2 separate regions of the Homo sapiens genome follow, and region 1 is linked to region 2. A link is an interaction called in ENCODE POLR2A ChIA-PET data of the cell type or tissue named here. Cell type or tissue: MCF 10A. All regions are shown on one strand. Links, peaks and the distances in the headings refer to the core of each region. The heading gives the core; the rest is flanking DNA. Region 1 overlaps SIPA1L1 (signal induced proliferation associated 1 like 1). Region 2 overlaps SIPA1L1 (signal induced proliferation associated 1 like 1).

Evidence for each region. Peaks named below come from ENCODE experiments on the same cell type or tissue, not always from the same donor. Only the 100,000 strongest peaks of a DNase experiment are listed, where the experiment ranks them.
Region 1: POLR2A ChIA-PET joins it to region 2 with 5 read pairs; 4 of 35 experiments call an interaction of 5 or more read pairs at or near these places.

The regions. Positions count from the first base shown.
Region 1 is chr14:71,414,976-71,431,228 of GRCh38, reverse strand. The region is part of intron 2 of SIPA1L1 (signal induced proliferation associated 1 like 1); the gene reads right to left. Among named protein-coding and RNA genes, the nearest start is that of SNORD56B, 25 kb to the right of the region's middle. In MCF 10A, for the core only: no CTCF peak of the experiment used is centred there; no DNase peak of the experiment used is centred there.
Region 2 is chr14:71,363,179-71,379,431 of GRCh38, reverse strand. All of the region lies in intron 2 of SIPA1L1 (signal induced proliferation associated 1 like 1), which reads right to left. Among named protein-coding and RNA genes, the nearest start is that of SNORD56B, 27 kb to the left of the region's middle. In MCF 10A, for the core only: no CTCF peak of the experiment used is centred there; DNase peaks (open chromatin) are centred at 6,721 and 7,221.

The DNA of each region.
Region 1 (16,253 bases), core at 5,624-10,623, 50 kb before region 2:
GGTGGTTTTCTTCTAACTTATTTAACATAATCCTTAGCTCTGGACTACTAGCTTGAAAGCTGATTGTATGAAAAGCAGAACAAGGATCTGTGAGTAGGAGTTAACATGCTAAAAGCATATCGTGCATTTAATTATCTCATCAACTGAAACTGTCCCTTTCAAAATACACAAATAACACTGCGCTGCTAACAAATTTGTTCTCAAGAAGTTTTTTTTCCCTAAATAACAAAAAATATAAGTGTATATGTATATCTATATAGGACCTTTATAATAATATCAATAATAGGTCCTTCACATTTCCACAGTGAAGGATAAAACTGAGTTGATCAGGATTTGAAATACCCATCTTTAAGGATGAACTAGAAAAGCCTCCCTGAGGAAATGAATTTGAATGTGTTTCAAAGGGAGGGCAAGGTGACTTGACAGGTGGTGAAAAGAAAGAGAAATTGCAAGCAAGGAAAATGCCCTGTGCAAAAGCTGCCCCTGTGGTTTCTCAAGAAGCAGAGTCGCAAAGTGATCCCACAACTGAGAAAGATATTAGTTAAGCACAAACAAAAGGGAGAGAAGCTACACATTATGTGACACTCAGCCTCAGTTTTCTCATCTGTTATAGGAGAAGGCTGGATTAAGTGATTTCTCTGGTCCCGTGCAGCTTGTTTCCTATGAGGCACTGCACTGACAACCTCATGCTCCCAAAAACCCTGCTGGGCTCCTGGCTTATTAGCCCCATTTGTTAGATGAATAGAGTGAGGCTCAGAATACTGATGAGATCTCCAGCTAGAGGATTGTAGAGATAAAATGGAACAGACGTAACTATTGTGGAGAAAGAAGTGGCATATGAAGACTGATAACTTCAAAAACCAAAGCTTCTGAAAATAATTTATTGATAAAATAAGTATTACAGTTTTTTATTTTCTTAAAAGATCAAAAGGAAGAAAGAAATATTCCCCATCATACCAGACAACCATGCAAAAAAAAAGGAAAAGAATAAATACCATTCTTACTTTGAAACCAACAGTCCTTTAAGGGAAACTAGAGGAGGTGGTGTGCCTATTTCTGCCCAGCAGTAGCTCTCATTTAATTATGTATTCCCTCTGCCTGTGGTGTCCATAATGAGGTAGGTGTGATGCTGAATATACAACACATCCCTCAGCCATTAGAACACAGATTAGCAGTTAACTGAAGAAGTCTTCCAAACTTCAGAAGCACTTAAGACAACCCTCACACCTAGCTTTACCCCCAATGCACAGATTGTAAAACAAGGTGTTACTTTTACATAAAAGCTCAATGGTAATTATAGTAATTTACCTGCAATTATTCAACAGCAGAATTCTTTATTTCTAAATAAATTCACATCTGATAGCAAAATACAGTGCAATGAATAAAACTAGCCTTCAACTTCAAAGCCAAATATTATAAGCTAATGAGATCTACCTATTTGTAAATATACATCAGGTCTTCAAACACAGTTCCTATCCTGTACCATTTCTCCACATATAAACATATAGGACTAAAGAACCTATCCTCTGCTGATGGAAGCCACTTAGATAAAGCAATTCGAGAGTGTCTATTACAATATCCCATGACCTGACAACTGCATAGAGAAACATGCCCATATACACAGAGCCAAGGACAAGGATGTTGCCTGCAGCCTTGTTTATAATCAGGAACTATCAGAAACAATCTAGAAGTTCAGCAATGGGAAAAATGAAGAAAAAAAAAATCAATCCCCATGACTAGGCAGCAGTTAAAAAGGATGAACTGGGATTATATGAACCAACATGAATACCTATCCAAAGCCAGTTGTTGAATAAAAAAAAAAAATTACAGATATTAAATACAATGGCAATTATGTGAAGTTTCTAAAATACAAAAATACAATGCTTTTATATTATAAATAAAAATAAAAGTACCAAATCAACAAACTGTTTACCAGTGGAGAGCAAGCCAGAGAACCAGGACGAGGGAAGTGGGGAGGAAACAGGCACTCAAACCTTATAAATGGACTAATTTATTACTTCTATTAAAAAATTAATCTTGAAAAAATGTCCCACAAAAACAAAATGTTATCAAGTGACTTGGGATTAAATAATACGGTGAAATAAAAATAATATCTCAGCAACTATTACTAAATTAAAATGAAATTGAGGAGCAGGTTCTGGGATGATCACAGAGTAGCAAGTATCAGGAATCTGTCTTCCCGCCCAGACAATAGATGCACTGGCAGAATCTATCCAAAATAATTATTTTGGAGCTGTGGAATCTATGGAAAACTTGCAACTTCTAGCAGAAAGCCTGAACAGTTCATTGAGGTTATTTTCATTTAATTTTGGCTCTTACCGTAGTTGCAGCTACCCATCATCTACCCCAAGTCCTGGGGCAGGTAGCTGGGCACACATTTCCTAGAGTAGTTTGCACACAGCTGGCAAGAGCCAGGATGGGCAAAAAGGACCCTGCCCTCTAAATATCAGGGATCTGTGCTCTAATGGCTGACTGCTGCTTCTGATCACAAAAGTGCAAAGAGGCCACTGTTGTTGAACCTCCCCTCTTGCAGGAAGCCCCTCCTTTTTGACCAAAGGGACTTCAGGGCATTTAACAGGCCAGAGCCCTTCTCCCCAACCCCCATTCAATTTTCTCTTTACCCCTTTTAAGGGCCAGACATTAAAGACTAGGCCATTCAAAAGCAACCACATATATGGGGAAAATTAGAACGTGACCATGCATGGTCAGGGAAAGGTGCAGACTCAGAAAATATCTGAAAAGACCTTAAATTTACACATCAGATTGATCATCAGCACACAGACAGCCTACAATAAAAATAAAAATAAAAATAAAACCAGTAAAAAAGAAAAAAAAAACCGCAAATCATAAGGAAGGGGGAGAATCTGATTTCCAGAGTTGGCACATTATGAGATTAAAATGTCCAGTTTTCAGCCAGGCATGGTTGCTCATGCCTGTAATCCCAGCATTTTGGGAGGCTGAGGTGGGGGGAATCACCTGAGGTCAGGAGTTCGAGACCAGCCTGGCCAACATGGCAAACAAAACCCCATCACTACTAAAAATACAAAAATTAGCAGGCACAGTGGCACACACCTATAGTCCCAGCTGCTTGGGAGGCTGAGGCAGGAGAATCGCTTGAATCTGGGAGGTGGAGGCTGCAGTGAGTCAAGATCACACCACCGCACTCCATCTCAAAAAAATGAGACTCCATCTCAAAAAAAATAAAAATAAAAAAATAAAGTGTCCAGTTTTCAACAACAACAACAAAATCACAAGAAACACAAACAGGAAAATACTGCCCATTCAAAGGAAAAAATAAATTAAAAACTGACCCTGAAAAATACTTGTTGGCAGATTTACTAGACAAAAACAACCATGTTAAAGATAAACAAAGAACTAAAGGAAGATGTAGAGAAACTTAAAAAAAAATTCATAAGCAAAATGAAAATATTCATAAAGAGATGCAAAATCCAGAAAAAAATTTTTGAAGTTGAAATGCACAATAGAAATGAAAAATCCACTGAGGGAATCAAAGGCAGATTTGAGGATGCAGAAGAAAGAATCAGTGAACCTGAAGAGAGGACAATGAAAATGATCAAGTCTGAGAAACAGGAAGAAGACTGTAGAAAAGTGAGCAGAGCCAGGGGACCTATGGGACACCATCAAGCTAAGCAACACATACATTGTGAGAGTTCCAAAAGGAGACAAGAAAACTCAAAGAGACCCCCATTGATACACATTATAATATCTTTCTAAAGACAAAGATAGAATCTTGAAAGCAGCAGGAGAAAAGCAACTCATCACATACAAAGGATCCTCCTAAGATTATTAGCAGTTTTCTCATCAGAAACTTTGGAGGCCAAAAGGCAGTAGGAAGATATATTCAAAGTGCAAAAAACAAACAAACAAACCTATCAACCAGAATGTTATTCTGTCAAAACTGTCCTTCAAAAGTGGGTGCGAAATGAAGACATTCTCAGACAAAAAAAAAAGCTGAGAAAGTTGACTACCATTAGACCCGTCTTGCAAGAAATGATAAAAGAAGTCCCTGCAGGGTAAAAATAAAAGGACACTAAAAAGTAACTTGCAGCCACATAAAGAAATAAAGACTTCAATAAAAGAAAATGCAGGAGCAATTATAAAAGTATCATTGTAAAAACAGTCTGTAACTGCATTTTTTGTTTGCTCTGTGATTTAAGAGACTAAACTTTCTCTAAAAATTTAGTCTAAAAGGTAGTGCTATTAGTTACAATGCCACATTTTGTTTTCTACATGGTTTAAGAAATGAATGCACTAATCTCTTATTAGTTCATTATTACTTTATGTTTTTGAGCACACAAGGTATAAAGATGTAATTCTGTGACATCAACAGTGAAAAAGGTGGTGCCTGAACTATTAGAGGAAGAGAGTTTATGTAGTTAAGCTGGTATAAATTCAGGCTGGGTGCAGTGGTTTACAACTGTAATCCCAGCACTTTGGGAGGCCAGGGCAGGCAGATCATTTGAGGTCAAGAGTTTGAGACCAGCTTGGCCAACATGGTGAAACCCCGTCTATACTAAAAATACAAAAAAATTAGCTGGGCATGGTGGTGCACGCATGTAATCCCAGCTACTCAGGAGGCTGAGGCAGGAGAATCGCTTGAACCTGGGAGGCAGAGGTTGCAGTAAGCCAAGATCATACCACTTGCACTCCAGCCTATGCAACAGAGTGAGACTCTGTCTTTGGGAAAAAAAAAAAAAAAAGAAAGAAATTCAAATTAGGGTATTATGACTTTAGAATGTTAAATGTAATTCCTATGGTAACCACAAAGAAAATACCTACAGAATACAAACAAGAAAAAAAAAATTTTAAAGGTTTCACTAAAAACAAACAAACAAACAAATACAAAAGTCAACAGTTAATGCTAGAAATAAGGAACCAAAAAGCTACAAGGCATGTAGAAAACAAATAGCAACATGACAAAAGTGCCTCCTTATCAGTCATTACTTTAAATGTAAATGGATTAAACTCTCTAATCAAAAAAGACAGAGAATGGTAGAACAGATAAAAACAACCTCTGATAGACAAAGGACATGTGTTTAAAGATTAAAAAATTAAAAAACATGATCCAACTATATGCTATCTACAAGAGGCTCACTTTAGATCCAAAGACACAAACAGATTCTAAGTGCAGTAATAAAACGATTATTTCGTGCAAATAGTCACCAAAAGAAAGCAAGGATGGTTATACTAATACCTAACAAAATAGATTTTAGGTCAAAAACGCTTACATTAAACAAAAAAAGGACATTATATAGTAACAAAAAATACAATATAGCAAGATATAACCATTATAAAAATTTATTCACCTAACTATCAAAATATCTAAAATAAATCTAAAATAAAACCAAAGAGAGAAATAGACCATTCTACAATAATAGTTGGAGACATCAATACCCCATTCTCAATAATGGATGGAACAACTGGACTGGATACAAGGAAACAGAGGACTCAAAAAACACAAGAAACCAACTGAACTAACAGGTATATACAGAACACTCCAAGAACAGTATACACATTCTTCTTAAAAGCATATGGGATATTTTCCAGGACAAGCCATATACTAAGCCACAAATTAAGTCTCAACAGATTTTCAAAGATGCCACATAAAATGTCTTCTGCAATCACAACACGATGAAGTTAGAAATTAATAAGAAGTAAAACTATTTCCACAAAACACAAAATTGTAGGATACTGAACAACATATTCTTAACCAATAGATCAAAGGAGAAATCACAGGGGAAATTAGAAAATACTTAAGACTTGAACAAAAATGAAAACACAAATGCCAAAACTTATGGGACACAGCAAAGGCAGTGCTGAGAGGAAAATTCACAGCTATAAATGTTTACATTAAAAGACAAAATCTCAAGTCAAAAACCTAACTTTAAGAACAAACTAAACCCAAAGCTCACAGAAAGAAGGAGTAGAGATAAACTAAACAAAAGAAAAACAACAGAGAAAATTAAGGAAACAGAAGTTGGTTCTTTGGAAATATCAACAAAATTGACAAATATTTACTGAGATGTACTCACACACACAAAAAGGGAAGATTCAAATTACTAAAATCAAAAATGAAAGTGGGGACATTACTACTGATTCTACAGAAATAAAAAGGCTTATAAGAGTGCACTATGAAGAACTGTATGCAAAAAAACTGGATAACCTAGAAAAAATGGATTCCTAGAAATACAAAATGTTACCAACATTAAATTATGAAGAAACAGAAAACCTAAGAGATATAACTAGTACAGAGATTAAATCAGTAATAAAAAAAATCTCTCAAAAAAGAAAAGTTCTGAACCTAATGGCTTCACTGGTAAATTTTACCAAACAAATAAGGAACTAACACCAATCCCTCTCAAATTTCCATATAATTGAAGAGGAGGGAACACTTCTTAACTCATTATCTGATGCCAGTATTACCCTAAGACCAAAACCAGATGAAGATACTACAAGAAAATTGGAGACCATTATCTCTAATGAATACCGATGCAAAAATCCTCAACAAAATATTGGCAAACTGAATTCAGCAGCATAGTAAAAGGATTATACACCATGACCAAGTGGGATCTATTCCTGGAATACAAGGATGGCTCAACATACAAAGATCATACACCACATTAACAGAATGAAGAGATGAAATATCCCATATGACCATCTGAATTGATGCAGAAAAAGCATCTGTTAAAATTCAACACCCTTTCATGATAAAAACATTCAATAAACTAGGAATAGAAAGAAACTACCTCAATAAAATAAAAGCAACATATGAAAAACCAGTTGCAAACATCATGTCTATAATGAAAGTCTAAAATAAAAGCTTTTCCTCTAACATCACGAACAAGGCAAGAATGCATGCTTTCATCACTTCTATTCAACCTAGTACAGGAAGTTCCACCAGAGCATTTAGGCAAGAAAGAGAAATAAAAGGCATTCTAACTGGAAAAGAAGTAAAATTACTTCTGTCCACAGGTGATATAATCTTACATGTGGAAAACCCAAAAGGTTCCACAAAAAACTGTTAGAACTAATAAATGAATTCAGCAACATAGCAGGAGACAAAGTCTACATACAAAAATCAGTTGCATTTCTATATACTTATCAATGGACAATCTTAAAAGGACATTACAAAAACGCATCAAAAGAATAAAATACCTAGGAATTAAACAAGGAAGTGAAAGACTTGTACAATGAAAACTACAAAACACTGCTGAAAGAAGTTAAAAGAAATAAATAGAAGCACTTTCCATGTTCAAGGACTGAAAGGTTTGATATTAAGATAGCAATATTACCCAAAACAACATACAGATGTAATACAATCCCTATCAAAATCCCAATGATATGTTTGCATAAATAAGAAAAACAATTCTAAAATTTACATGAAATGTTAGGGGACCCAAATAGCCACAATGATCCTGAAAAGGAACAAAGCAGGAAGACTCATACTTTCTGATTTCAAAACTTACTACAACGCTATGGTAATCAAAACAATATGGTACTGGCATAAAGACAGACTCAGACACCAATGGAATAGAATACAGAGCCCAGAATAAGCTTTTGCATACATGGTGAAATGATTTTTGACAAGAGCGCCAAGACCATTCAATGGGGAAAGGACAGTCCTTTCAACAAATGGTGCTGGGAAAACTGCATATGCAAAAGAATACAGTTAGGTGAATACTACTTACAAAAATTAACTCAAATGAATGAAAAACTTAAATGTAAGACCTAAAACTATAAAGCTCTCACAGGAAAACATAAGGTAGAAGCTATACAGCACTGGCTTTGGCAATGTTTTCTTAGATATGACATTAAAGGCATATATAACAAAATTAAAAAACAGATAAATTGGACTTCATGAAAATTTTAAAATTTTGTGCATCAAAAGACACTATCAACAGACTAAAAAAGGCAACACACAGAATGGGAGAAAATATTTTCAAATCATATTCATATATCTGACAAGGGATTAACATCACAGCTATATAAAGAACTGTAACTCAACAACAAAACAAACAACTTGATTCAAAAATGGGCAAAGATCTTGGATAAACATTTCTCCAAAAAAGATATTAAAATGGCCAATAAGCACATAAAAAAATGTTCGACATCACTAAGCATTAGAGAAATACAAATCAAAATTACGAGGTGCCACCTCATACCCATTACAATGGCAACTATCAAAAAACCAGAAAATACGTATTGGCAAGGATGTGAAGAAACTGGAATCTTTGTGCACTGTTGGTAGGAATGTAAAATGGTACAGCCACTGTGAAGAAAAGATTATGGCAGTTCATCAAAATTTTTTAATAGAACTACCAGATGATCCAATGATTCTACTTCTGGGTATTTACCAACAAAATTCAAAGCAGAGTCTCAAAGAGATATTTGTACACTCATTTTCACAGCAACATTCTTCACAATAGCTAAAAGGCGGAAGCCACCCAAGTGTCCATCGATGGATGAATGGATAAGCAAAATGTGGTATACACATACAACAGAATATTATTCCGCTTTATAAAGAAGGAAATTCTTACACATGCTACAACACAGATGAATCTTCAGACATTATGGTAAGTGAAATAAGCCAGTCACCAAAAAGACAAATAATGTATGATGATTTCACTTATATGAAGTGCTTCAAGTAGCCTAAATCATTGAGACAGAAAGCAGAATGATGGACATCAGGGCCTGGGCAGTGGTAGGAATGGGGAGTTACTGTTTAATGAGTACAGAATTTCAGTTTTACTGAAATGAAAAGAGTTATGAAGATGGATGGTGGTGACAGCTGGACAACATTATTAATGTATTTAATACCAACGAACTGTACGGTGAAAATGGTTAAGATGTTATATGTATTGTTTCATATTTTTAAAAAAGGAAAAAGCAACAACAAATAAAAGTTAAAATAACTACAAAAGGTCTAATCAAATGGAAGAATACAAACTACCATAGGGATAATTATAACATCATAAATGAAGCTGACTCTGTCTACTTAAATGGCCACATGAAGCTTCAGCTGGTATAATTATTATAGGTATGAGCCAACACACATATCTCTTTCCCAGGCTAAAAGTTTGGCAATAACTGAAAGACGTCCTCATATACAACTGTTAAAAATGTTAGCATCACTAAGTAAAAACGTCATACTCCATTTTAACGACTAAGAATCCTTTCCCACTGTGCTGGGATTACAGTGGCCTAGTTTATATGAGAATGTAAGCTTAACATTTTAATAAAGTTCAGCAACAATAATTATGAGTCCCCTTCTTGCGGTAAATCTCCAGAAAATCACGGCCTGGGTGAGCACCATTTACCTCCCTCTACTTTCAGCCCTGTCAAGGAACCATCAGGCAGGCTGTCTTTTACACAACCATCTTCTACATTCCCCAGGAAAAACCAAATGGACTTTCAATCCAGGTAATTGCATCTCCAATATTATATCCAACCATAACAGCTACTGGAATAAAAAAGAAAGGAAGAAAGGGAGGGAGGGAGTCAAGGAGGAAAGAAATAACCAATCTGTTGTTATAATATATATCATTAATGTAAGCTTTACCTATTTTATTATTTTATTTTATAATTTTTTTAAGAATAAGGTCTCACTCTGTCACCCAGGATGGAGTACAGTAGAGTGATTATAGCTCACTGCCTTCAACTCCTGGGCTCAAGCCATCCTCCCACCTTAGGCTCCCAAGAAGCTGGGACTACAAGCAAACACCACCATACCTGCCTACCTTTTTTTTTCTCGTTTTTGTAGAGATGGGGGTCTCACTATGTTGCCCAGGCTGGTCTCAAACCCCTGGCCTCAAGCAATCCTCCTGCCTCAGCCTCCCAAAGCACTGGGGTTACAGGCGTGAGCCACCATGCCTGGCCAGATTTACTTTAAATATAATCAACTACATCTTTCTCATTTTAGTTACTATTATTCCATAAGATTTAACAGAAAATAAAAACTAATTGAAGAAGAGTAAATAATAGAAAAATGTCCTCATTCAATCGTTAAGTATAAAAAGTAGCTCATAAAACAGTATGCGCAATATGATCTTAATTTTGCTTTTAAAACATATCTTTGATCACAAAGAAGAACAAAACTGAAAGAAAACTATTAAAGTGACACAGGACAAATGACCCCATTTCTTCCACAACAAATTACATGAAAAAAGGGAGAGAAGAGAAAATGCTACAGATTAAGAAAGACTTAAAAGAGACACGTGCGATGTGTGAAGGCTGCTTGGATCCTGATTCCCACAAACCAACGGTAAACTGACAATTTTGAAACAATAGAGAAAACATGGACTAGGGCTTACACGACTAGCTAGAGTACATAGTAAGTTTGTTAATGGTGATGACATTGCTGCTATTTTTTTAAGTGCTTCTCTGTTAACAAAAAATGACTGAAGTATTTATAAGTTAAATAGTATAATATCTGAAACTCCAACAAAAAAAAACACAAAAGCAGGAGAAAGACAGACAGAATGGCAAAATGTCCCTGTCCATGACTGTGGAAGCTAGATGATAAGTATATGGGGGCTCACTGCACTTTTCTCTCTACTTCTATGCATGTTTGGAAAATTCCATAGATAATAAGTAAAAGTGATAGCAGAGATAGTTACTTCTGGATGTTAGTGAAGACTGAGTGATCTGGTGGGAATTAGGTGATTTTTACTTTGATCTGTGTGCCATTAAGAACATCCAAGATTTTACACAACAAAGATGAGTTGCTTTGGTTACCTAAAAAACCAAATGTTACTCCTTTAGTAGACAGATAGATGGGTAGATAGGCAGACAGACAGTCAGATGGCCTTTCAATGCCCTGTTCGAATAATGCCACCTTCATGGATTCAATCCTCCCTCTATAAATGCCTCAATGCATTTACCTATATTTCTACTAAAGGCCTTATTATGTTTGGTCATTTATTATGACCATTTCCAACTATGTCTAATTCTCCTCTAGAAAAATAACTTGATTACGAGGAGGCATTTCTTTTTCATATTTCTATCCTGGCTAATACTAAGCAAAATGTTCTCTACATAATAGATATAAAATAATTATTTGCTTAATTAACTTTTCCACTAATAAATCCAGGGAAGAAACGATGTCAACAAACACAGAATATCTACCTTATAACTACAAAAGCTTTAAGGTTTTTGTTTTGTTTTTTTGAGACAGGGTCTTGCTTTGTCACCCAGGCTGGAGTGCAGTGGTGTGATCATGGCCCATTGCACCCTCAACTTCCCAAGCTCAAGCAATCCTCCCACCTCAGCCTTCCAAGTAGCTGGGACTACAGGTGCATGCCACCATGTCCAGCTAATTTTTTTTTAAGAGATGGGGTCTCACTATGTTGCCCAGGTTAGTTTTGAACTCTTTGCCTCAAGAGATCCTCCTTGGCCGGGCGCGGTGGCTCACATCTGTAATCCCAGCACTTTGGGAGGCCGAGGCAGGTGGATCATGAGGTCAGGAGATCAAGACCATCCTGGCTAACAAGGTGAAACCCCGTCTCTACTAAAAATACAAAAAATTAGCCGGGCGTGGTGGCGGGCACCTGTAGTCCCAGCTACTCGGGAGGCTGAGGCAGGAGAATGGCGTGAACCCGGGAAGCGGAGCTTGCAGTGAGCCGAGATTGCGCCACTGCAGTCCGCAGTCCGGCCTGGGCGACAGAGCGAGACTCCGTCTCAAAAAAAAAAAAAAAAAAAAAAAAAAAAGAGAGATCCTCCTTGAGCCTTTCAAATTACAGGATTACAGGTGTGGGCCATCACCCCTGGCCCAAAAGCTTTCATTTCAGGCCAGAACAGCCCTGAAAGTCCCTACACAAAGACAGATATTTATCAAATGTTACCTAGTCAATTTCTCAAAACATTTACTTTTCAGTTGACTGGAAAAAAACACTGGTCGGTAGCAGACAAGGGTCAGTTACTGAATTAAGCTATAGACTTAAAAAAAAAAAAAACCCTGAAAGAAAACAAAGTCCGTTAGCTCTACAGCAACCATTCACTATTTAACCTACTGAACGCTCATCCAGAGTGCCAATCAGACCGTTTTAATTAAGGAAACTATTACAGGCAGAACTCAAGGCTAGTCATGTGCTGAGACAGCAACGGTTCAGGAAACACCCCTGCTCTGAGAGGCTGATATCAGGCGGAAGGGCTGCCCACCCATACCACTGTGTTTCCCTTATCATCTACTCACTGAAGACCTTGGCCCATTTTGTGCAGATGTGAGTAGTAATGGCCTTCAAGCCAAGGACATTCAACGCTACATTCTCCTGCTTATTAAAAATCTTTTCCAAAAAGATACAATAAAGCCCTCCCCGCAGGAGCACCAAAAGCTCCAGAACGTGGCATGCTGAACTTCCCCACATTTAAGACTTTACCCACCATATGGCCTTAATTTTCCATACATGGTTTTGGGGAAAGGCACTTAAATACTAGTGAAGACATTTACAACTTCCTCTTATATATAAAATATGCTGAGGGATTGACAAACATTAAAATGAAGTCCAGGTTTTAAAATAAAATCCCCATCACTGTTTCCTAAGCCCTTCGAGAAACATTAGCAATTCATGATCAACTGGCAAATGCAAGCTTCTCCCAAGCTTCTTCTCCAGTTCTGCCGTGTGACCTGCTGTCTCAGAAGCCAGGTCTTCAAAAATGCTCATGTCACCCAACTTTTTAAGTCAAATAGGGACAGTAGGGGGTGGGGCTGAGCTCTGCACAATTCCTACCCTGACCTCCAACTACATCCACATAGTTCATGTTCTCTCTTCTTTATTTTCTGATTCCTTCCTTTAGACTTTTGTTCAAATCCACTATTAGCAAATTTTAAATATATGAGACAGTCAAGAAAGTGGGCAACATGGTACCATTATAAAATTACAATATACTACTATAGACAATCATACCCATGCAGATCTGGGCCCAAAAAAATAATCAGGTATTAAGAAATAAGGCACACCCCTCCAAAGACAACTTAATTCAAATACCTCTTACCATTTGCTCCAGTAGAATGAGTTTAAAAGAGGTAACTATTTGGCATGGGCAGCTGCTCTCTTATGTTCTGGAGAACATAAAAATAAAAGCTGAGTGAGAATAAGTTGTTCCTACTGAAGAGAAAAAGGGTACAACAGCATTAGTAAATACGAAAGAGTCAGATCACCATTCTACTGGCTGATAAAAATGTTTGTTAGGCTAAAGGATTTCCTATCATTTTCTTCTTTAAGAACAAAGAAATGGGCTTTGGATAATAAAAACGTGTAACAAAATAATTCTGAAGTGACCTCAGGCCATGTCAAACTCAATTCAAACTAGTCACAGCCAAAGATGAAAGGAAGATTCTCTAATCATCCCCTAGCTACTATACATTTTTAGTATTTTTATACTGTATTATAGTTAGCATTTAGAAAATAAAACTGTCTAGCACTGTTGACCCTTCAACAATACGAGTTTGAACTGTGCATGTCCACTTAAAAGTGGATTTTTTCAATAACAGTTACACCAAGTGTGCCTGCCTCTCCTGCCTCCCCTTCCTCCTCCTCCACCTCTGCCACTGGAGACAGCAAGACCAATCTCTTCTTTCCCTCCTCCTCATCAGCTTACCCAATGCAAAGACAATGAGGATAAAGACCTTTATGATCCACTTCCATTAATGAATAGCAAATATATTTTCTCTTCTTTAGGATTTTCTTTTTTTTTTTTTTTTTTTTTTTTTTTTTTTTTTGAGACGGAGTCTCGCTGTCGCCCAGGCTGGAGTGCAGTGGCGCAATCTCGGCTCACTGCAGGCTCCGCCCCCTGGGGTTCACGCCATTCTCCTGCCTCAGCCTCCCGAGTAGCTGGGACTACAGGCACCCGCCACCTCGCCCGGCTAATTTTTTGTATTTTTAGTAGAGACGGGGTTTCACCGTGTTAGCCAGGATGGTCTCGATCTCCTGACCTCGTGATCCACCCGCCTCGGCCTCCCAATAGGATTTTCTTAATAACATTTTCTTCTCTCTAGCTTATGTTATTGTAACAACACAGTATATAATACATATAACATACAAAATGCATGTTATTCAACTGTTCATGTTATTGGTAAGGCTTCTGGTCAACTGTAGGCTACTAGTAGTTAAGTTCTGGAGGAGTCGAAAGTTACATGCAGGCCAGGCACGGTGGTTCATGCCTTTATTCCAAGCACTTCAGGAGGCCAACGGAGAAGGATCACTTGAGGTCAGGAGTTCCAGACCAGCCTGGGCAACACAGTGAGACCATGTTTCTATTTAATTTTAAAAACTGTATTTTAAAAGTGTGTTTAAAGGAAAAGAAAAAAGTATGCTTATTCAATTCAGTATTTATATTCTAGAATAATGCTGCTCAAAAAATAATTTAAAAAAGAATGATGGATTTAATAAGGTACACATAAAACTATATATATACAAGGTTGTGTGTGTGTGCATGCGTGTGTGTGTGTGTGTGTGTGTGTGTGTGTGTAGATTTTTCTTTCTTTTAGAGTATAGAAATTGTTTTAGATATCCCTTAAGTAGAGAAATAGCACTTAGGAAGGAAGTATACACTTAGAAGGCGAAGAGTCATGTCACCAACAGGTTGGGAGAACTGTTGAGTCATGGCCTCCTCCTGTGTTGCCTGAGGAGACCTGAGTAAGAATGGATGTATAACAGAAGAATCTCCCACCTGACCTATTAGAGATACTGTACCAGCATTACCAGATATCACTTCTATTAAAAGAAGATATTTCAGTGCCCAGAGGTTCAAGTTATCAAACGAAGCAACTCAATTCAAAAGACAAGGTGTATTAAAACCCATAAAAAAAAAACAAAAACCATTTTTAAGAAATCCTAACAAGTAACTGAAACCCAAAATGCTCTGTCTTGAGTCATGAGATCCATCAGTTCTTGATATTGTCTGGACTTGCATCTAGAGCTAGATTGTAAAATCTTTTTAGGCATGTGTTAGATTTCTGTGAAAACTTTGTTTAAACGTAAACCTCATACCACACTATCAGTTTCTGTGTTAATAAAACTATAGATTTATTATACTAAAAAAAAAAAGAACAAAATACAAGGGGTAGCTGTATGACACAGAAGCTAAACAAGTGCCTGGCCTCACGGTAGTATACAGAACTTAAGGTGCCTGCTCAAAACTGTCATGTTTAAGTTTATCAACCAAGAGTTATTATTAAAATACCATTAATACATCCGGGCATGGTGGCTCACGCCTGTAATTCTAACACTTTGGGAAGCCGAGGCAGGCCGATCATCTGAGGTCAAGAGCTCAAGACAAGCCTAGCCAACATGGCGAAACCTCATCTCTACTAAAAATACAAAAATTAGCTGGGTGTGGAGGCACACGCCTGTAATCCCAGCTACTTGGGAGGCTGAGGCGGGAGAATCGCTTGAACCTGGGAGTTAGAGGTTGCAGTGAGCCGAGATCATGCCATTGCACTCCAGTCTGGGAGACAGAGTGAGATCCCATCTCAAAAAAAAAAAAATAATTAAGACATTTGAGAACTGCACTGAAGGTGCACATTTCAATAACATATAGCTATTCTGGAGGGAAAAAAAAAGTATATCTAGAAAAACAGCTTCCAAGATTGAGGTAAAAATCACAGGGCACTCAATAATATGTACTGACTTTTCTTCCCTCTCGAAGTACCAGAGCAGAGCTACATTCACAGAGCATTCCTGCAGGCTGCTTGCTTCACCATTAAGCAATTCTTGGCAGTTCCAAAGATGTTATGTTTTCAAAGACAGTTTTTCAGTTGTGTTGCTATTATAAGCCTGGATTTTTCAAATGGCTAAAAATTACAGATATCTAAAAATCTTAGATTCCACCTCTATTAAAGAAGAATGATGCTGGGAACGGTCAAATAAATGTAACCCAGAAAAGTGCCCTAATGTACTTTAAAAACATTTTCAGAGATAATGATTCCCAAATTTCCCTTACTGAAATTCAAGGAAGGTCACAAATAGCAAGCCACTTTAAAAGCAGTGCTCCAATTACCCATCCCCTAAGCTCTGCACAAAGGTTTATGGAGGGGAGATGGTCAGATAACTTGACCATCCGTTATAGGATGCAGTCACTCCAGAAGAGCTGACTCCTTAGGAAATTTTCTTCTGACAAAGCAACAAATGAGAAAAACTCCAAGGTCTTTGTTTCAGCATCTGGCTGAGATCAAGGTTAAGTATAATGAAACCTATACAACCCCAGAATTTAAC
Region 2 (16,253 bases), core at 3,780-8,779:
CTTGGGAGGGTGAGGTGGGAAGACTGCTCAGGCCCAGGAGTTTGAAGCTGCAGTGAGCAATGATCAGGCCACTGTATTCCAGCCTGGGCAACAGAGTGAGACCCAGTCTCTTAAAGGAAAAAAAAAAAAAGAAAGAAAGAAAGTCTTAATGTAATGTAAGTAAGTGGATGACACTTACCTCCATTCCCTCCGGAAATGACAACAAAGAACATGACAGAAAAATATGAAAAAAAGGCAACAGCATATGAGATGTCAACAAAATTCTGACAGATAGAAAAGCAACACATAACTGGGAATTGATTTAGCAAACTGGAGAAAGCTGAAAACGAAGTGTGAGGAAGTCACCAGGAGGAAGCAATCTATTCATGATACAGAACTTCAGAACGGCTAAGAAACTGAGGTACTAAGGGGTGAGGCTGAAAATGAGAAGAACTAGATCAATAAGGGGACTACCATTGAAATGGCAGGGCCCAAACAGATCATCCAGAGGCAAAGGAATGCCAGCCTCACCACACACAGAGCTTCTAATCAACTTTTAAATAGAGTATTACCATCAAGAGTATAATTATGAAAAGCAACATTTCATAATTATAAAGGAGACAATTCATGAAGGCATACAATTATGAATGTACACACATCTCAAAATAAATGAAGCAACAACAGACATAATAAAAAAAGGACAATGACAAAATCATCATAGATTTTCAATGTATCACTCAGTGATAGAACAATTAGACAAAAAAAAAAATCAGGAATGACCTAGAAGTTCTGAAAAACACTATCAACCTAATTAACATTCACAGAAAATGTGGCAATTGAAAAAGACACATTCCTTTCAAATGCACATGGTACATTTATCAAGACAGATCATATCATATGGTGGGCTCTCAATAAAAGGATTGAAATTCCACAAATATTCTCTGACCACAACAGAATTAAATTAGAAATCAATAACAGGATATCTAAGAAAATCCCCAATGTATGAAACAACACACCTCCAGAGCTCATAGGTCAAAAATGAAACCAAAAAGGAAATCAGAAAACATCTGAACCAAATGGCAACAAATAGAAAACATGTCTTATTTTAAATGCTTAATAAAAGAAAATAAGAAAGATCTACCACAGTTACCTAAGGTTCCACCTTAAGAAACAAGAAAAAGAGCAAACTAAACCCAAAATAGAAAGAAGAAAATAACAGAAAACAGAAGTCACTGAAATGAAAAAAAGACAACAGAAAAAATTAACACAGCCAAAAGCTGAGTCTTTAAAAGTACCATATCAACAAAACCGACACACTTTTAGTTAGAGTGATCAAAAAAAAAAAGACAAAACACAAATCATTAGTATCAGAAATGGAAATACAAAACCAAAAAACCAGAGATCCTATAGACATTTAAGAAGATTAGCTCTCCCTCTCCCTCTCCTTCTTTCCACTGTCTCCCCCTCTCCCTCGTCTCCATCTCCTGCTTTCCACGGTCTCCCTCGGTTGCCGAGGCTGGACTGTACTGCTGCGATCTCGGCTCACTGCAACCTCCCTGCCTGATTCTCCTGCCTCAGCCTGCCGAGTGCCTGGGATTGCAGGCACGCGCCGCCACGCCTGACTGGTTTTTGTATTTTTTGGTGGAGACGGGGTTTCGCCGTGTTGGCCGGACTGGTCTCCAGCTCCTGAACTCGGGTGATCTGCCCGCCTCGGCCTCCCGAGGTGCCAGGATTGCAGACGGAGTCTCACTCACTCAGTGCTCAATGTTGCCCACGCTGGAGTGCAGTGGCGTGATCTCAGCTCGCTACAACCTCCACCTCCCAGCCGCCTGCCTTGGCCTCCCAAAGTGCTGAGATTGCAGCCTCTGCCCGGCCGCCACCCCGTGTAGGAAGTGAGGAGCGTCTCTGCCTGGCTGCCCATGGTCTGGGATGTGAGGAGCCCCTCTGCCTGGCCACCCAGTCTGGGAAGTGAGGAGCGTCTCTGCCTGGCCGCCCAGTCTGGGAAGTGAGGAGCATCTCTACCCGGCTGCCACCCTGTCTGGGAGGTGAGGAGTGCCTCTGCCCGGCCGCGACCCCGTCTGGGAACTGAGGAGTGCCTCCGCCCGGCCGCCCCGTCTGAGAAGTTGAGGAGCCCCTCCACCCGGCAGCCGCCCTGTCTGAGAAGTGGAGAACGCCCCCGTCCGGCCGCCGCCCCGTCTGGGAGGTGGGGGGGCACCCCCGCCCAGCCGCCACCCCATCTGGGAGGTGGGGGGGCGCCCCCACCCGGCCGCCGCCCCATCTGGGAGGTGGGGGCTGCCTCTGCCTGGCCGCCCCATCTGGGGGGTGGGGGGGCCCCTCTGCCCGGCCGCCACATCTGGAAAGTGAGGAGCCCCTCTGCCCAGCTGCCACCCCGTCTGGGAGGTGTACCCAACAGCTCACTGAGAACGGGCCATAATGACGATGGTGGTTTTGTCGAATAGAAAGGGGGAAATGTGGGGAAAAGAAAGAGAGATCAGATTGTTACTGTGTCTGTGTAGAAAGAAGTAGACATAGGAGACTCCATTTTGTTCTGTACTAAGAAAAATTTCTCTGCCTTGGGATGCTGTTAATCTATAATCTTACCCCCAACCCCGTGCTCTCTGAAACATGTGCTGTGTCAACTCAGGGTTAAATGGAAACGATGCTTGAAGGCAGCATGCTCGTTAAGAGTCATCACCACTCCCTAATCTCAAGTACCCAGGGACACAAACACTAAGGAAGGCCGCAGGGTCCTCTGCCTAGGAAAACCAGAGACCTTTGTTCACCTGTTTATCTGCTGACCTTCTCTCCACTATTGTCCTATGACCCTGCCAAATCCCCCTCTCGGAGAAACACCCAAGAATGATCAATAAATACTAAAAAAAAATAAATAAATGAAATAACTGATGCTGGTGAGATTAAAAAGAAAAAGGAATACTTAAAAAAAAAAAAGTTGCCTGATTTTTTAGTTTTTCAAGAGTAGCTTAAATCTGGATCACGTGGAACCTCCTGATTTTTAAATACTGGCAAATAAATGATTTTCTAATAATTGTAAAAGCCAATTTGCTAATCAAAGTAAACCCAACATGCCTACTAGAAAAAAAAAAAGAAGATTATAAGAGAACACAATGTTTAACTATGCCAACAAACTCAACAACTTACATGAAATGGACAAATTTCTTGGAAAATTGAACCTATCAAAAATAACACAAGAAAGAAAAAGTCTAAGTAGCCATATATTTTTTAAAGACATCAAATCTGTTATTTAAAATATTTCAAAAATGGAAATTCTAAGTCCATATGATTTCACTGGCAAATTCTATGAAACATTCAAGAAAAAGATTAAACCAATTCTACATACACTTTTTCAGAAAACAGAAAAGGGATCAAAGCCCAACTCATTTTATAAGGATAGCATAATGCTGACACTAAACAAAAAATAAGAATCACAGACCATTAATTGAGGCACAAAAATCTTTAACAAAATTTTAGCAAATTAAATCCAATACTATATAAAAAGGTATACCATGAGCCACCACAGTTATCACAATAATGCATTTTTGGTTTAACATTTAAAAATCAATCCGTGTAATACATCATATTAACAGATTAAAGAAGAAAATGCTCAGGATCAGTCTAATAGACACAGAAAAGGTATTTGACAAAATCCAATAGACATTCATGATAAAAATTCTCCACACACTAGAAGAGTAAAGAACTTTATCAAATAACTGAGGACAAATACAAAAAGCTAAAACCAATATAATACTTAAAGGCAAAAGACTGAATTATTTTCTCCTGAGAAGAGTAAAGCAAGAATGCTTGATATCACCACTTTCTAGTCAACACTATACTGGAATAAAGCAAGAAAAAGAGGTGTAAAGCATAAAGATCGGAAATAAAGAAGTAAAATCTCTTATTTGTGGAACATGATCATTTGTGTAGAAAATTCCAGAATCTAAAAAACAACTACACTATTATAAGAAATGAATTTAACAAGATTGCAGGATACAAAGCTGATGTAAAAAAAAATCAAGTATATTCTTACATATTAGTAGCAGACAATTAGGAAATAAAAGTTTGCTTTAAATCCCACTCATGGGCAGATGGATATTGGTATATATTAATACTTATATATCTCTTTCCCACCAAAATGGGAAAATAAAGAAAGATGACCACACAGAATCTAGGAAATAGAAAGTCCACCAAAGGAAAAAGCCCAAGAGAATCCCCAAGATGGTGGTAAAAAGAAGTTCCAAAATGGCAGCTCCCCAGAGGCTAGAAAGCAAGCAGCTCAGAACCAACAGGACACAGAACCCCGAAAGAGACAGTGCCAAGAGAAAACCAGAACTGAAGAATTCTCTAATCTGCTTTACCCTTTGAGTTGTTATAGTTCTATAAGAATATTTAGAACAAAATTATTGTTTGATAAATAGAAAGCTAAGCAAATAAAATGGTCTGTCTCTATTGGAGAAACAGTTGGAGAAAGAAATTATGATCACTGAAAACTCTGTGGTCACTGTCATCAACATTCAAATGATAATACTGTAAATACTGAATGATGGCTTGACCAAAACTTAGGTAAAATTATCATTGAGAGGATGGGGAAAGGGAAATAGGAGGAGCCAAATCCTTACCTTGTATAGGAAGAAGTCAAAATATAATGTTTGCAATTGAAAACTACAGGCTATAGGAGTGAAAATATATTATTTAGATATATGGCAGTGAATGCGACTAGAAACAGCAAAAAAAAAAAAAAAACTTTCAAAACGGTTGCCTCAGAGAGAGAAGCAGGAAGCATACAGCATAGGAATTTTTCTTTCCAAGCCTTGTATTACTATTTACTTACAATTTAAACCAGGCATGACCACTTTACTAAAATTAAAAATTAAAAATAATATACTTTAGATTTCTGTGAAAACTTTGTTTAAATGTAAACTTCATACCACACTGTCAGTTTCTGTCTTAATAAAACTATAGATTTATAAAAAATAATAAATACTATAAATAAAAATCTATAGTGTGCAACCTTGAAGGCTCTATCAAGAAAATACTTTTAACTGAATACGATTTCTCCAAATAAGTTTACCGACAAAATTAGTTGGAATAAAACATATAAGAGTATATAAATAATTACAAAAAATTAACTCTTACTGATAAATTGAAGAATGAATCGTTCAATAAAAGCATTTAGTAAAATACTACAAAAACAGTCCTATATCAAATATCTCCGGTTTCCTGATAAATACTGCAAATGGCAGTTAAGTAAAAAAATTTTGTCAAAAATACTGACATCATTCTAAAGAATATACAATATGCCCATGGGATCTTCTAAACATGATCACAGGCATTCTATTTCAGTTCTTTGGCTGTCTGCAGTAACACGAAGTACTTTCAAATACTACACAAGAGCTCCAAAGACCACTTCCTTGCATTCATAGCAGAGCTGCCCTGAATGGACACTTTACCAGTCATTTCAAACAGAATGACTCTAAACTCCACTCCAGCCAGTGTGCAGAGGGTGAACTGAGTCTAAGGATTTTTTCTTAACTTTTTGTAGGGACATTTCATTATGTTACCCAGGCTGGTCTTGAACTCCTGGCCTCAAGCAATCCTCCTGCCTCAGCCTCCCAAAGTGCTAGAATTACAGGCATGAGCCACTGAGCCCAACCAGGGTTTCATTTTAAATAGCTTTCAAATCACAAAGGTATCAGGAAGGAAGAAGAGAGGAGAAAAAATATAAAATTTTGAAAAGTATATACATTTTTAAATACTGGTAACTTTTTTTTTTTTTTTTTGGAGACAGAGTCTCACTCTGTCACCCAAGGTGGAGTCCAGTGACGTGATCTCAGCTCACTGCAACCTCTGCCTCCCGGGTTCAAGCGATTTTCCTGCCTCAGCCTCCTGGGTTCAAGCAATTCTCCCACCTCAGCCTCCCGGGTAGCTGGGATTACAGGCGCCAGCCACCACACCCAGCTAATTTGCTTATATTTTTAGTAGAAGCGGGATTTCACCACGTTGGCCAGGCTAGTGTCAAACTCCTGACCTCAAGTGATCCGCCCACCTCGGCCTCCCAAAGTCCTAGGATTACAGGCGTGAGCTACCACACCCGTCCAATACTGGTAACTTTTTTTTTTTTTTTTTTGAGACGGAGTCTTGCTCTGTCGCACAGGTTGGAGTGCAGTGGCGTGATCTCGGCTCACTGCAACCTCCACCTCCCGGGTTCAAGTGATTCTCCTGCCTCAGCCTCCCGAGTAGCCGGGACTACAGGCACGTGCCACCATGCCTGGCTAATTTTTTGTATTTTTAGTAGACATGGGGTTTCACCGTGTTAGCCAGGATGGTCTCGATCTCCTGACCTCATGATCCGCCTGCATCGGCCTCCCAAAGTGCTGGGATTACAGGCATAAGCCACTGCACCCAGCCCAACACTGGTAACATTTCAACCCATTCCTTTAGATGTTTGTTAGGAGATTATCTGGAAATTCTAAAATACTATCCACAGTTCCATCCAATCAGAAACATTTCAATTAAATGAAAAATGTTAATATACCTAAGAAAACACTCAAGGGAACTCTACAGATGTAGGCTCCATCCTCTGGAGCAATTTCTCACTGAAGATTTATGTGACCCAGGTACTTATTCCTGTGTTTGTAAAGCATAATCTGTGATTATGCAACTGAATATTACAGACACCCCAGGCCATTCTGTGTTTAAAAGTAAGTGTTTATGGCTATAACTTGCCAAACAACCATAATACCACTTAACCTCGGTTCAACTACTGCTTGAATGGACTTGTTAGGATTACACTGAAATACAAACACAAAATGAATACTAGGCCAAGGAATGTGATGTCAATATACTGAAAGAGGAAGAAAAATTCCTTACATAATGCTCCTTAGTCACTAGGACAGAATGTACATGAATATTTAAATTCTACGTACTGAAAACGTAAATGTAGAACACAGACAGAAATAGCGAATTGTAAATTTTGGAAAAAGAAGTAAATTCCTCTAAGAGGAATGTCATCTCAAAAAACAGCTCCTTGTAGATGGCAATAAAGTATAATGTTGTTTCTGAGTCTATTCAAGTAAATTAATCTGGATACGGGAGAAAAAAAGAAATTGAGAATTTTGTTTAAATGTATTGTTCAGAGCAGAATGCCCAAGGTTTTATTTGAATCTATGCATACTGATAGCAACTAAAAGTCATTACCACCCAATTGCTTCCTGGAAGCTGACTAATTCTGAGTGCACAAGTCTACACAGGAAGGTGAGCCAGCATACTCATTCTCTTCTGTCAGGCAATCACCCAGTATATACTGACCAAAAACATGTCCTTTAAAAAATTAAAACCATGAACGAGACAGTATCATAATATCTGAACTGTGGTTTCTCATATTTTCTAACCTCTTAATAAAATAAAGGGTTCAGCAAATAAGTCTGAGTTCATCAGATTTGTTTCAACCATTCAGCAATCATGTTAAACTTGAGATGCATTAAGGAGATCAAGTAAGGGTTAAGAGGCTGACACCATCACCTGACCTCTAGACTATGCCACTTAGAACTGTTTTATTTTACCACTCAAGTGAAATGTGACACAAGAGTATACAAAGAATACATGTGAAACCATACCTTTGCTTAAACTCCAATTATAGTGAACATTATTGAGAAACAACCATCCATAGCTCCATAAAACACTCAATTATGCCTATAATAAAATAATAATAGATATTTTAATATGCTTTGAAGACTCTGGCCAGGCACGGTGTTGCAGGTCTGTAATCCCAGCACTTTGGGAGGCAGAGGCAGGTGGATCACTTGAGCTCAGGAGCTGAAGACCAGCCTGGACAACAGGGTGAAACCCTGTCCCAACCAAAACAAAACAAAACAAAACAAAAATTAGCCAGGCATGGTGATACATGCCTGTAGTCCCAGCTACTTGGGAGGCTGAGGTGGGAGGATCACTTGAGCCAGGGAGGTCGAGGATGCAGTGAGCTGAGATCACACCACTGCACTCCAGCCTAGGTGACAAAGCAAGACTATGTCTCTAAAAAAATAAAAATAAAAATAAACTTTGAGGCTGCCTTCTGTTACTTTCATCAGTAGAGACAGACCATTTTAATCTTTCATCTTTCATGAATAAACAATCCATTACAGAAATATTGTCCTTATCATTACTCAAGGTAAGGCAACCATTACTACAATTCCACTTCGAAATTCATTTTGATTACCACTGCCCAATGTTCTAACAAGTATTTCTTATTCACACTAATAATACTCAGGATAATGGCTGATTAAATATAAAGTGAACTACTTAGTCTAATAGTATGTCACCAATGAGAAAACAGCATTATTTATCAAGGTCATCCTGTTATTTAATAAATAGAATTAAAGATCAACTTCCCCCATTTAGTGGCCTTTTTCACTCCAAAATACCACTCTTATTATTAAATTCATTTAGTATTTGCCTTTATATTATAGTATTAATGTATATCACTTTTATTATAAGTACTTTCTATAGAATAGATACTGCAGAGCCTGGACTATTTCTGCTTATGTTAAATTATTACTATTTAAAAACAAGATATACAAATATAAATAACATAGAAACTAAACTGTGATGTCACAGACACAAGGTACCATTTATGATTTGGCAAAATCCTGGGCGACTGTTGAGCATCACAGTTGGAATCAAGACCTTTGAATCCTAGATTCATAACTGACCTTGGGCACGCAAGTTGGCCTCTCTGACTCTCCATTTCTAAACGCTTCAACTTCACCTGAGTAACACCCACATGAAGAAATGAGATAATGTATGCTCTTAGTACATATATGTATAATAAGCTCTTAGTAGCCACCAAAAATAAGTACTGCCCCTTACTGTTGTGTTGGTGTTACTACTGAAGGGCAATTATACAGCAGTCACACTAAAGGAGTTACACTTAAGCAATGCACACACCTGTCTTTAAAAGTCTATCCCAATAGTGAAACAAGAATACCACAAAAATAAGAGCCAAAGACAAAAACCACATGATTATCTCAATAGATGCAGAAAAAGCCTTTGACAAAATTCAACAACCCTTCATGCTAAAAACTCTCAATAAATCAGGTATTGATGGGACGTATTTCAAAATAATAAGAGCTATCTATGACAAACCCACAGCCAATATAATACTGAATGGGCAAAAACTGGAAGCATTCCCTTTGAAAACTGGCACAAGACAGGGATGCCCTCTCTCACCACTCCTATTCAACATAGTGTTGGAAGTTCTGGCCAGGGCAATTAGGCAGGAGAAGGAAATAAAGGGTATTCAATTAGGAAAAGAGGAAGTCAAATTGTCCCTGTTTGCAGACGACATGATTGTTTATCTAGAAAACCCCATCGTCTCAGCCCAAAATCTCCTTAAGCTGATAAGCAACTTCAGCAAAGTCTCAGGATACAAAATCAATGTGCAAAAATCACAAGCATTCTTATACACCAACAACAGACAAACAGAGAGCCAAATCATGAGTGAACTCCCATTCACAATTGCTTCAAAGAGAATAAAATACCTAGGAATCCAACTTACAAGGGATGTGAAGGACCTCTTCAAGGAGAACTACAAACCACTGCTCAATGAAATAAAAAAGGACACAAACAAATGGAAGAACATTCCATGCTCATGGATAGGAAGAATCAATATCGTGAAAATGGCCATACTGCCCAAGGTAATTTACAGATTCAATGCCATCCCCATCAAGCTACCAATGACTTTCTTCACAGAATTGGAAAAAACTACTTTAAAGTTCATATGGAACCAAAAAAGAGCCCGCATCGCCAAGTCAACCCTAAGCCAAAAGAACAAAGCTGGAGGCATCACACTACCTGACTTCAAACTATACTACAAGGCTACAGTAACCAAAACAGCATGGTACTGGTACCAAAACAGAGATATAGATCAATGGAACAGAACAGAGCCCTCAGAAATAATGCCGCATACCTACAACTATCTGATCTTTGACAAACCTGAGAAAAACAAGCAATGGGGAAAGGATTCCCTATTTAATAAATGGTGCTGGGAAAACTGGCTAGCCATATGTAGAAAGCTGAAACTGGATCCCTTCCTTACACCTTATACAAAAATCAATTCAAGATGGATTAAAGATTTAAACGTTAGACCTAAAACCATAAAAACCCTAGAAGAAAACCTAGGCATTACCATTCAGGACATAGGCATGGGCAAGGACTTCATGTCCAAAACACCAAAAGCAATGGCAACAAAAGGCAAAATTGACAAATGGGATCTAATTAAACTAAAGAGCTTCTGCACAGCAAAAGAAACTACCATCAGAGTGAACAGGCAACCTACAAAATGGGAGAAAATTTTCGCAACCTACTCATCTGACAAAGGGCTAATATCCAGAATCTACAATGAACTCAAACAAATTTACAAGAAAAAAACAAACAACCCCATCAAAAAGTGGGCGAAGGACATGAACAGACACTTCTCAAAAGAAGACATTTATGCAGCCAAAAAACACATGAAAAAATGCTCATCATCACTGGCCATCAGAGAAATGCAAATCAAAACCACTATGAGATATCATCTCACACCAGTTAGAATGGCAATCATTAAAAAGTCAGGAAACAACAGGTGCTGGAGAGGATGTGGAGAAATAGGAACACTTTTACACTGTTGGTGGGACTGTAAACTGGTTCAACCATTGTGGAAGTCAGTGTGGCGATTCCTCAGGGATCTAGAACTAGAAATACCATTTGACCCAGCCATCCCATTACTGGGTATATACCCAAATGACTATAAATCATGCTGCTATAAAGACACATGCACACGTATGTTTATTGCCGCATTATTCACAATAGCAAAGACTTGGAACCAACCCAAATGTCCAACAATGATAGACTGGATTAAGAAAATGTGGCACATATACACCATGGAATACTATGCAGCCATAAAAAATGATGAGTTCATGTCCTTTGTAGGGACATGGATGAAATTGGAAATCATCATTCTCAGTAAACTATCGCAAGAACAAAAAACCAAACACCGCATATTCTCACTCATAGGTGGGAATTGAACAATGAGATCACATGGACACATGAAGGGGAATATCACACTCTGGGGACTGTGGTGGGGTGGGGGGAGCGGGGAGGGATAGCATTGGGAGATATACCTAAGGCTAGATGACGAGTTAGTGGGTGCAGTGCACCAGCATGGCACATGTATACATATGTAACTAACCTGCACAATGTGCACATGTACCCTAAAACTTAAAGTATAATAAAAAAAAAAAAGAAAGAAAAAAAAAAAAAGAATACCACAAAAATAAAACAAACAAAATGTACAAAAAACATAAAAGCTGCCCCAGAAAAGGTCTAGTATATTTTCTAACAACAACGAAAAAGTCTAAGTTCTATTCTGACTTGAGTAAAAAAGGTTTAAGATTTCACACTGAAGACATTTACTACTTAACCCCCAATGCCCCGGAAATAAATCTTTTAATAAGAATTAACTAATGTTTTAATTAAAAAAAAAAAAAAAAAAAGGAAGGCCGGCACGCTGGCTCATGCCTGTAGTCCCAGCACTTTGGGAGGCCGATGCAGGGGAGTTACCTGAGGTGAGGAGTTCGAGACCAGCCTGGCCAACATGGTGAAACCCCGTCTCTACTAAAAACCCAAAAACTAGTCAGACGTGGTAGTGGGCGCCTGTAATCCCAGCTACTCAGGAGGCTGAGGCAGGAGAATCGCTTGAACCCCGGAGGCAGAGGTTGCAGTGAGCCAAGATGGCGCCATTGCACTCCAGCCTGAGAAACAAGAGCAAACCTGTCTCCAAAAAAAAAAAAAAAAAGGCCGGGCACGGTGGCTCACACCTGTAATCCCAGCACTTTGGGAGGCCGAGGCGGGCAGATCACGAGGTCAGGAGATCGAGACCATCCTGGCTAACACGGTGAAACCCCGTCTCCAGTAAAAAATACAAAAAAATTAGCCGGGCGCGGTGGCGGGCGCCTGTAGTCCCAGCTACTAGAGAGGCTGAGGCAGGAGAATGGCAGAAACCCGGGAGGCGGAGTTTACAGTGAGCAGAGATCGCGCCACTGCACTCCAGCCTGGGAGACACAGCGAGACTCCATATCGGGAAAAAAAAAAAAAAAAAAGCAATGAATGTTCATTAGCTTTTTTATAAAAGTGAAAAATTAGAAACAGGCTAAACGTCCATCCAATGGGAATATATGAAAAAATGTATACAGCTATTAAAAGAATGAGAGAAGTTTATATATCCTTACATGGAATGATCGAAGACATGCTGTTAAGTTTAAAATAAAAAGGCACAAACACACAAAGTATTACTATTTATGTTAAGACAACCAAAAAAATGTATGTCACATACATACATATTTATGCACTTACATGCATACCAAAGGATTAAAAGTATGCAACTAACAGTGACCTCTGGGCATTATTCTGCATAATTTTGTGTTATTTGACGATTTCTGTGAGACCATATTTATATATTTCTTGTGTAACTTATAGATCCCAAGAAAAGCAAGCTAATAAACGCACTAGGTTAAAACTGAGTAAAAATAAGTTTTAAAAAGCACTTTATACTTTACAAAAATCCTTTAACATATTACTTAACTTGATCCCCACAATAAGCTTTAGAAATTACAGTAGTGTCCTTACTTTTAAAGAGAGAACAGACTCAAGTAGTTATTAATCCACAGTTAATAAATGCAGAGCCACACGCCTGTAATCCCAGCACTTTGGGAGGCCGAGGCGGGTGGATCACGAGATCAGGAGATGGATACCATCTTGGCTAACACAGTGAAACCCATCTCTGCTAAAAATACAAAAACAAAATTAGCCAGGCATGGTGGCGGGCGCCTGTAGTCCCAGCTACTCGAGAGGCTGAGGCAGGAGAATGGTGTGAACCCAGGAGACGGAGTTTGCAGTGAGAGATCACGCCACTGCACTCCAGCCTGGGCGTCAGAGCGAGCTCCATCTCAAAAATAAAATAAAATAATAAATGCAGAGCCAAAACAGAAACATGGTCCCAACTCTAAATTCAATGTTTATACTACAGCACCTCCAAAAACTGAAAACACTGGCATCTATACCAAGGCATTCTCTCTCTCTGCAGTGCTTCTGGTTCCTGTGAAAGTTCAAAGTGCAGAGGAAAAGGCAGTAGAATAGGAGTCAAAAGACCTGGATTCTAGTCTTGACTACACCACCACTAAGACTTCATGATAAGTCAAACTCCACAACAGTAATTATCTGTAGCTGCACAACAGATTCAACAGTGATGCTTTTAAAAAATACTAACTACCCAGGCCTGACCTCTAGAGATTAAGACTTAATTGGTCTGGGCTATCAGGACTTCTATTAAAAGCTCCCCAGGTTATTCAAGAACCACAGCTTTAAGACTTAGTAGCCTTGGCCAGGCACAGTGGCTCATGCCTGTAATCCCAGCACTTTGGAAGGCAGAGGCAGGAGGACGGCTTGAGCCCAAGAGTTCAAGACCAGCCTGGGCAAGATGGCAAAACCCCATCTCTTAAAAAAAAAAAAAAATTAACCAGGCATGTTGGCAGACAACTGTAGTCCCAGCTACTCAGGAGGCTGAGGTAGGAGGATGGCTTGAGCCAGGGAGGTAGAGGTTGCAGTGAGCCAAGATCTCAGCACTGCACGACAGCCTGGGTGACAGAGCCAGACCCTGCTAAAAAAAAAAAAAAATACTTAATAGCCTTGCCTGATAAAAATAAAAAATGTTAAAAACCATGTGTGCTACATACTTCACATAGTTGAAGGAAGAATGCAATAATATATAAACAACAAAATGCCTTAGAAATGCAAAGGAATTATTATTTATTAATTTAAACATGTACTAAACTTGTATGCTCCACTGGGATAGAGAGAAGCTGAGAAACTACCATGTCATCAAACAACTACTGAGCAGTGAGAAAAGGCACACAGACGACACAAAGGCAGTCATGACTAATAACCTCAGGGTCTCAAAGTGCCTACGGGCAATAGTGGAAAGAGGGCTTTGAAAAGGCCGTGCAGAGGAGACTCTTGAGCTAGATTTTGGCATTATCGACAGTGGGGCACAGCATAGGTAGGCAAGTAATTCAAGATGTTCTAGGCCCAGCAGGGTGGCTCATGCCTGTAATGGGATGAGCTGGGGCACTTTGGGAGGCTGAGGCAGGAGGATTGCTTGAGCCCAGGAGTTCAAGACTAGCCTGTGCAACATGTGAGACCCTGTTTCTACAAAAAAATAAATTAGCCAGGCATGTGATGTGGTCCCAGCTACTCAGCAGGCTGAGATGGGAGGATGGCTTGAGCCCAAAAGGTCAAGGCTGCAGTGAGCCGTGATCGCACTACTACACTCCAGCCTGGGCAACAAGAAAAAAAAAAATTGGCCTAGCATGGTGGCTCATGCCTGTAATCCCAGCACTTTGGGAAGCTAAGGCAGGTGCATCACTTGAAGCCAGGAATTCGAGACCAGCCTGGCCAACATGGGTGAAACCCATCCTCTACTAAAAATACAAAAATTAGCTGGGTGTGGTGGCATGCGCCTGTAGTCCTGGCTACTGGGGAGGCTGAGGCATGAGAATCGCTTGAGCCCAGGAGGCAGAGGTTGCAGTGAGCCAAGATCGCACTACTGCACTCCAGCCTTGGCTACACAGTGAGACTCTGTCTCAAAAAAAAAAAAAAATTGATGTTCTGCTGGAATATGCAGATGATGTGCTGTAGGCCAGAGGTTCTCAGCAAGAGGTCTCAGGGCTCTGAGGAGTCTGCAAGGTCATAATTATGTTAATAATAAAACCAAGACACATAATCACCAAAAATTAGAAACAACCCAAATATCCTTTAACTGGTAAGTGCACAAACTGTGATATATTCATATACTGGGACAGGACTCAGCAATAAAAATAAATTAGTGACACACACAACACAACTGAATCTCAAATGTCTTATGTTAAATGAAAGTAGCCAGATTCAAAAGGCTATATACTGTATAATTCCATTTATACGACAGTCATGAAACGGCCAGACTAAGGGTGGGAAGAGAAAATAGGTCAGAGGGTGCAGGGGTTGGGGAGGGGAACATTTGGGAAAGATGGAAATGTTTCATATCTGCACTGTATTTACAACCATATGTGTTTACATTAAAAAGGGTGGGTTTCCCTGAATATGAATTAAACCTTGATAAATCTAACTTTCAAAAATAACGTCACTTGCCTTTTTCACTCCCGTTAAGAGTACAGTGTTTGCCAGAAGCCACATGACTGTGATGATGCCATCATTCTGCAACTAAGGAATGTGTGCTTGTATATTCTTAGGTTTTATATTTTCTCCATTTTAATACTTCTAATACAGTAAATAGTCATGAATGTAACAGACATAAACAAAAACTCTCCTGAGTCCCCAATAATTTTTTAACAGCGTAAAAGGTTTCTGAGACCAAGAGAGTTTCAGAACCACTGCTGTAGATAAGGAGGAGGCCCTGAAGTGTTCTAGCAAGGGAAACAGGAAAGAAGAACTGATGGAGGGAAACTAGTAAAGAAGTAATTACAGGATCTGATTAAGGCTGATCCCGGGACTAGAAAGAAAATAGGTCCACACATCATCTGTACCTTGTTATAAATCCCAAGCCTGTTTCTGGGCTGACACTTTGCTGGTGCATTCAAGTTTTGCAAACTAATTTCTGTTAACTGGTAATATAGTTAGGAAATAAAATCTGCTATAGGAGTCATCCTACAACACATTACTAATCAGTGATTTGTGGATTATTTACTCAGTTGCCAATGTCCTTCTTCAAAAGATGACAATCATTTAAAATTGACCTTTACACATTTTGAGCTTGAAAATTAAGCATCCTAAAGAGGCTCAAAAACTAACTTATAAGTGATTCAGTACCTCATGATCAATTAGGCAAATTAGGTAGTTGTTTAAAAAGCCAATGTGTTACTTCTCTAAAATATGTTTTCACTTGTATCCAGAAACACTATGACAATCTCAACTCAGCACAATTTTTTCTATGCAATGTGGTTTTCTGGATGGGAGGGGAGGGTGATTACGTTGTTTCTGTCTTTGTTTGGCATAGTTCCCTTTCCTCCTAGGGAAAACTCATTTCTAAATACAAGCTCTGTAAATTCCAAATTATTTCAAGTACAGATCTTTTTCTACAGTCTTCTCATACCCAGAACTATTATAGTACTTTGGTATGCCACAGAGAGGTAGAGAAATTATTCTTAAAACCATCCATGTCTTTAAGCTTTAAG